Regions from separate parts of the Mus musculus genome. Here region 1 is linked to region 2. A link is a contact called in ENCODE POLR2A ChIA-PET data. All regions are on one chromosome and are shown on one strand. The core of a region is the stretch at or near the end of the contact, and the rest is flanking DNA. Distances in the headings are between cores, read along the strand shown.

Evidence for each region. ChIA-PET counts read pairs that join two places held with the same protein, here RNA polymerase II (POLR2A).
Region 1: POLR2A ChIA-PET joins it to region 2 with 18 read pairs in Patski. The contact joins the promoter of Gpr146 here to the promoter of Zfand2a in region 2. POLR2A ChIA-PET finds 5 or more read pairs at or near these places in 2 of 5 experiments (Patski and embryonic stem cell).

What each region holds. Positions count from the first base shown.
Region 1 is chr5:139,379,385-139,382,085 of GRCm38, reverse strand. Gpr146 (G protein-coupled receptor 146) reads right to left here and starts at 1,447. Exons shown (of 2, transcript NM_030258.5): 1 at 1,343-1,447. The region is part of intron 2 of 3110082I17Rik (RIKEN cDNA 3110082I17 gene); the gene reads left to right.
Region 2 is chr5:139,483,235-139,486,125 of GRCm38, reverse strand. It overlaps Zfand2a (zinc finger, AN1-type domain 2A), which reads left to right and starts at 1,635. Exons shown (of 7, transcript NM_001159908.1): 1 at 1,635-1,849.

The DNA.
Region 1 (2,701 bases), core at 198-2,697, 100 kb after region 2:
ACACATGTGACCCAGTGCTGGCCAGCCAGACTTGTAGGTTGAACTGTCCGGCTGCTGGGTCAGGACAGCTCGAGCCACAGGGAAGCTGAGAGGCTGCAGGCAGGAGCAAGTAACTAGGGCAGGTTAAGGAAAACAGGAGCCTCACTTGTGAGCACAGATCTCACTCCCCCAAGGGCTTGGCTTCATGTCTCAGTATGTTTGGGTCATTAAAGGAGGGGATTATGCTAGGACATTGTGGGGTAAGGAAGGAGAGAATGCCCAGGGAGCTGCAAGAGTCTCCTCCAGTCTGTGAACCACACAGGCATCCCCTCCCAACTACTCAGCCTACACATTCTGACCTAAATCCCCATGCATCCCCACATTAGGTTTAGCTGGATGTGTCGCAGCTTTCTTCATGAGCCCATTCAAGAGTCACGGGGAGCCGGGCGTGGTGGCGCACGCCTTTAATCCCAGCACTCAGGAGGCAGAGGCAGGCGGATTTCTGAGTTCGAGGCCAGCCTGGTCTACAAAGTGAGTTCCAGGACAGGGCTACACAGAGAAACCCTGTCTCGAAAAACCAAAAAAAAAAAAAAAAAAAAAAAGAGTCACGGGGACACTGATACACTGTACCCTGGGAGCAACCAGAGGTTCTAGTTTGGAAATCTGGACCTTGTGGTTGTTCTTCAAAGACTTACATGGCAGGTTAGGATAATGTGACTGTACCCTTAGTGTAATTATTAATAGTGTTTCCTTGCACTCACAGAGATAGTGCCTGGTCCCCTATGGGTGGAGTGGCCTCAGGACACGTCCAGAGGCGTTTCAATAGGATTAACTTATAGTTCTTTCAAGCTAGCTTAACCCCAGGTTATCAGTGCCTCTGATACATGGAGGTGGACATAGATGTCAGGTTGCTGGATCAGGACGAGAATAGGAATGCAGCTCGCAAGAACATAATCACAGACCGGGGCGCGCTAAATTGGCAGGTGCTGTTCTGGACAGCGGGTACTAAGTTAGTCCTAGTCAGCAAGCCTGAGGACCGAAGAAACTGTATCCCTTCACTTGGGGTTCTAGTTGCTGGTACTGCCTCCCGTGCCCGATGAATGTTCAGGGCCGATGGCGCAAGTTCCGCTATCTCTACGCACGGGTTCCAAATGTCCTGACGCTCTTAACCAACAGAAGGGACGAAGATGGTAACCGTAGCGTCCTAGGAGAGCCCGTCCGCCTCCTCGGGCAGCAAACCCACCGCCCGCCGCGGGTTCAGGACCACACTCCCTGTCCCTGGCGTCCACCCAGCGCAGCCTGGCGCGGTCTCCTCCCGCCTGGAACAGAGCATTAGGGGCTCCCCTCCCCGGGCCCCACTCACCGCTCGCTGGGCGGCGGCCCGCGCACCGGCCGCGGGCGGGCAGCTGGGCTTGCAGGAGGCAGCGGAGCTCACGGCGCGCACGCCGTGGGGGCTGTGTACACACGTGACCCCGTCCCGCCCCCGGGGGCTGCTCGCGTGGTCCCGCCCCCGCCCGCCGAGCAACGCCGTCAGGCCCTGCCCTCTCTCCCGACCCACAGCTCGGTGGCTCCGCCCTTTTCTTGGAACCGGTGCTTAGTTCCCGCAGGCTCCGCCCCCAGTCCGAACGGACAATCCCCTTGGCCAGCCACGGCCGGCCGCCTTAATGCTGGAGGGCGGCGCACCTGCCCCCATTAAAGTTTGTAATTTCCCCGACCTGTGCTTCCCCGGTCCTAGAGGCGTCTAAGTGGAGCTGTCCGGAGAAAACAGCTCCGACCCACTGTGTAGCTGCTGTCCAACATGAAAGTGGGAATGGTGCCATTTAGAGTATTTGCCTAACAGTCAGGAAGCCCGGCGTTTAGTCCTCAACACCACATAAGCCAGGGGTAGTGGTGCGTGCATACATGTAGTCCCAACACTCAGGAGATAGAGCAGGGAGGATCAGAAGTTCAAGGCTGTCCCTGGCTACATAGTCACCTGAAGGGTATCCTGGGATACATGAGATCTTAAAAAACAAAGAGTAACAACAACAAAATACACACACACACACAGATAGCCTAACTGGGCATGATGGTGCCCATCTATAATCTCAGCACTCAAGAGGCAGAGCAAGGACTGCCATAAATCCAAGGCTGTTGTAGCTTACATAGCAAATTCTGGGCCAACTGGGGTTGCAAAGTAAGACTGTCAAAAGTGGGGGGAGGGTCCTGGAGTTGTTGGCCCAATTGCAAGCAGGAGGACCTATGTTTGATCCCTCAGAACCCATGTCAGAAAGGTTGAGTGTGGTAGCATGTGCTTGTAGTGCTAGGGAGGTGGCAGGCGCTGGGGCCCTTTGGGCCAGCCTATCTAACTTTCACATTTCAGGCCACCAACCACCCCCACCCCCAAAAAGCCAACCCTGTCTTATAAAAAACAAGGTGGACAGCACCTGAGGAATGATGGCCAAGGTGGACCTCTGGGCTCCATAGGCACATAATCTAAAATGAAAGTAAACCATAAATAATTGACCCTCAGGATTCCTGGTGAGACTCTGAAGTGTCAGGGTTCCTGGGCCTTCCAGAGGGTTCCTGTGAGGTTTCACTCACAACTGGGGAGTGCTGCTGGTGAACCGAGCACCCTCCTAGTGCAAGGCCCCACTGGCTGCCTGCTCTGCACCACCCGAAGCACAGCACAGATGTTCAGAGTAAGAGGGCCCAGCCGCCGACTCGGCTGCGGGCGGTCCTC
Region 2 (2,891 bases), core at 386-2,885:
ATAGCCCTGGCTGTCCTGGAGCTCACTTTGTAGACCAGGCTAGCCTCGAACTCAGTAATCCGCCTGCCTCTGCCTCCCGAGTGCTGGTATTAAAGGCGTGCGCTACCACGCCCGGCCGGCACTGACTATTCTTCCAGAGGTCCTGAGTTCAATTCCCAGCAACTGCATGGTGGCTCACAGCCATCTGTAGTGGGATCCGATGCACTCCTCTGATATGTATCTGAAGACAACTACAGTGTACTCATGTAAATAAATCTTTTTTAAAAAACAAAGCAAAAAGTAATGTTGGCCAAGCTGGACAAGAACTAGGAGAGCCACCTGCCTCTGCTTCCCACATGCTGCGATTATAGGTGTACACATCCAACTGGCCTGATTTTTACTTTCTTATAGCACCTAGGATAATCAGCCTAGGGGTGGTACTACTCGCAAGGAGCTCAGCCCTTCCATATTAATGACTAACTTAAAAGTACTTCCTAGGCCAATCTTATAGAGGTTATTTCCTGAACTGTGGTCTCCTCTTCTCAGTTTATGTCAGATTGAGAAATAAATAAATAATTAATTAAAAACATAAATAATCAGGACAGAGCAGTAGTATTCTGGGTCTATTAGCCTAGCCCACAGATCTTTGGTATTCTCGAGCTTGGGTCAGCAACACTTGAACATCTTTCTTTCTTTTTTTTTTTTTTTTTTGGTTTTTTTCGAGACAGGGTTTCTCTGTGTAGCCCTGGCTGTCCTGGAACTCACTTTGTAGACCAGGCTGGCCTCAAACTCAGAAATCCGCCTGCCTCTGCCTCCCGAGTGCTGGGATTAAAGGCATGCGCCACCACCGCCCGGCTTGAACATCTTTCTTTCTTTCTTTCTTCTTCTTCTTTTTTTTCTTTTTTTTTTTTTAAGATTTATTTATTTATTTATTTATTTAAAGTACACTGTAGCTGTCCTCAGACACTCCAGAAGACGGAGTCAGATCTCATTACGGATGGTTGTGAGCCACCATGTGGTTGCTGGGATTTGAACTCCTGACCTTCGGAAGAGCAGTCGGGTGCTCTTACCCACCGAGCCATCTCACCAGCCCTGAACATCTTTCTTAAATCACATGCATAGTCCGTGCTCCAGCAACTCTGGTAACAGAGATACAGGCATTTTGGGTATCATCTTGTAATTCTTCTGTAGACTGGACCTCACTTTTCCAAGGCATGTTTGTTCAGATGACCTGTCCCTGGCGTTCTGCCTCCCCGAGTCCTGGGATCCTTACAGCTTCACAAATGGGCCATCAATCTGTGCATACCGCGATCCCAGCCCTCAGGGAACTCCTACTGAGACACAGGATTCTCACGTCCGGCCGGGTCCTGTCTCAGGCTCTCAGGTACAGGCAAGCCTGTCACCTCACCCAGAGCTGCCTCACCACGACTCAGCCTAAGCTAGAGATGTTGCCTGACTGTTCTAGAAAATAGGCGGGGGGATAGGGAGGGACGAAAAGGCCGTAGAACTGCTGGATTGGTGACATGTAAGTGACGTCATCACGGCGCCCAGCCCTCTGGGGGTCATAACACGAAGGAATTGGCTGGCCTTCGATGACATTTTGGGCGCGCTGGCGGGCCGACTCTAGATGTTAGGGGATTGGTTGGTGTTGGTGTGGCGTCATCAGAGCGCGCCGGGAACGCCCAGGATGTATGACTCTGGATCTGTCGGCTGGGGATAAATGGCCCAGGCTGCTGCAGGGGCAATGCTACGCTTTCCGGCCTTGAGAGAAGTCGGGCGCTTCGCGGCGATTGGAGCTGCAGTTTCTACTGCGGTGTCACCGGGATAACCACAAAGGGCACCGCTTGTCTGTCTCCGCCTCTGACTACCCGTGAGTGCCAGGTACCGGTGTGGTTGCGGGCCGCTGGGGCCCGGGGAGCTGGTGAACTAGGGGCTGGCGTCTCCGCGCTGTGATTTCTCGTGGCCTGGCCATCAAGGAGTTACTGTCTCAGCACAGTGACATCTCACATCCCCAGGTCAACTGCCCTGAGCCATTGTCGCGGCAGCCAGGCATAGTGGTTGTTGCAGGCCTGTAGTCTCAGCGCTGGGGAGTTGAGTTATTAGATCACAAGCTCCAGGCTAACCTGAGCTAAGTAGTGAGACACACTTTCATGAAACAGTCTACTAGCAGGGCATGGTGGCTCGTGCCTTTAATCCCTGCACTCCAGAGGCAGAGACAGGCGGATCTCCGAGTTGATAGCCAAAGTGATCTACAAAACGGGTTAAGGGACAGCCAGCACTACAAAATAGCGTCTGTCCTAGGCCCCCGGCCCCCTGTTTAAAAAAGGGGGGGGGGAGAAAAGAAACAGTCGGTGGTCATTTGGTAATACGTCACGTGCTGCTTGCTTTGAACAAAAACATTTCATAATGCGGATTCTGTTGTGCACGACTTAAAAGGTTTCCTCCCCGACAGGAATGAGATCCACCCTAACCACTAAATGCAGTAGGAAAGGAAGGGGGAAGGGTGGGAAGTGAATTGGCTTAGAGGTGTTAGAGGTGACGTTTGAGGAAGTGACACTGTAGACTGGTCCTTGACAAGTCAAATAGATGTCTTCTGAAGCCTGAGAGTTCTCAACAAGGAGTAGATAAGAAGTTCCCAGCAGAGAAAGTAATAGAAAGATGTGAAAAGCTCTTTGGGGACTTGACCTGTGGAAAGTGCAAGAGTTTCGAGTCATTTGATAGGTGACAGGACTTGGAGGAGACTTTGCTTCAAGCCTGGTCTCCGGGATGCCAGCCTCTCTGCTTGTCTGTTTCTTGTGGTTAATTAAAGTGCCGCTTGCCTTGATCGGCCCTGGCCTGATGTCATTATGGCGTGTGCACAAAGTAAAACTGAAGGCATGAGGGAGGGAGAGGCAAGGGACAGCCTACTCTGG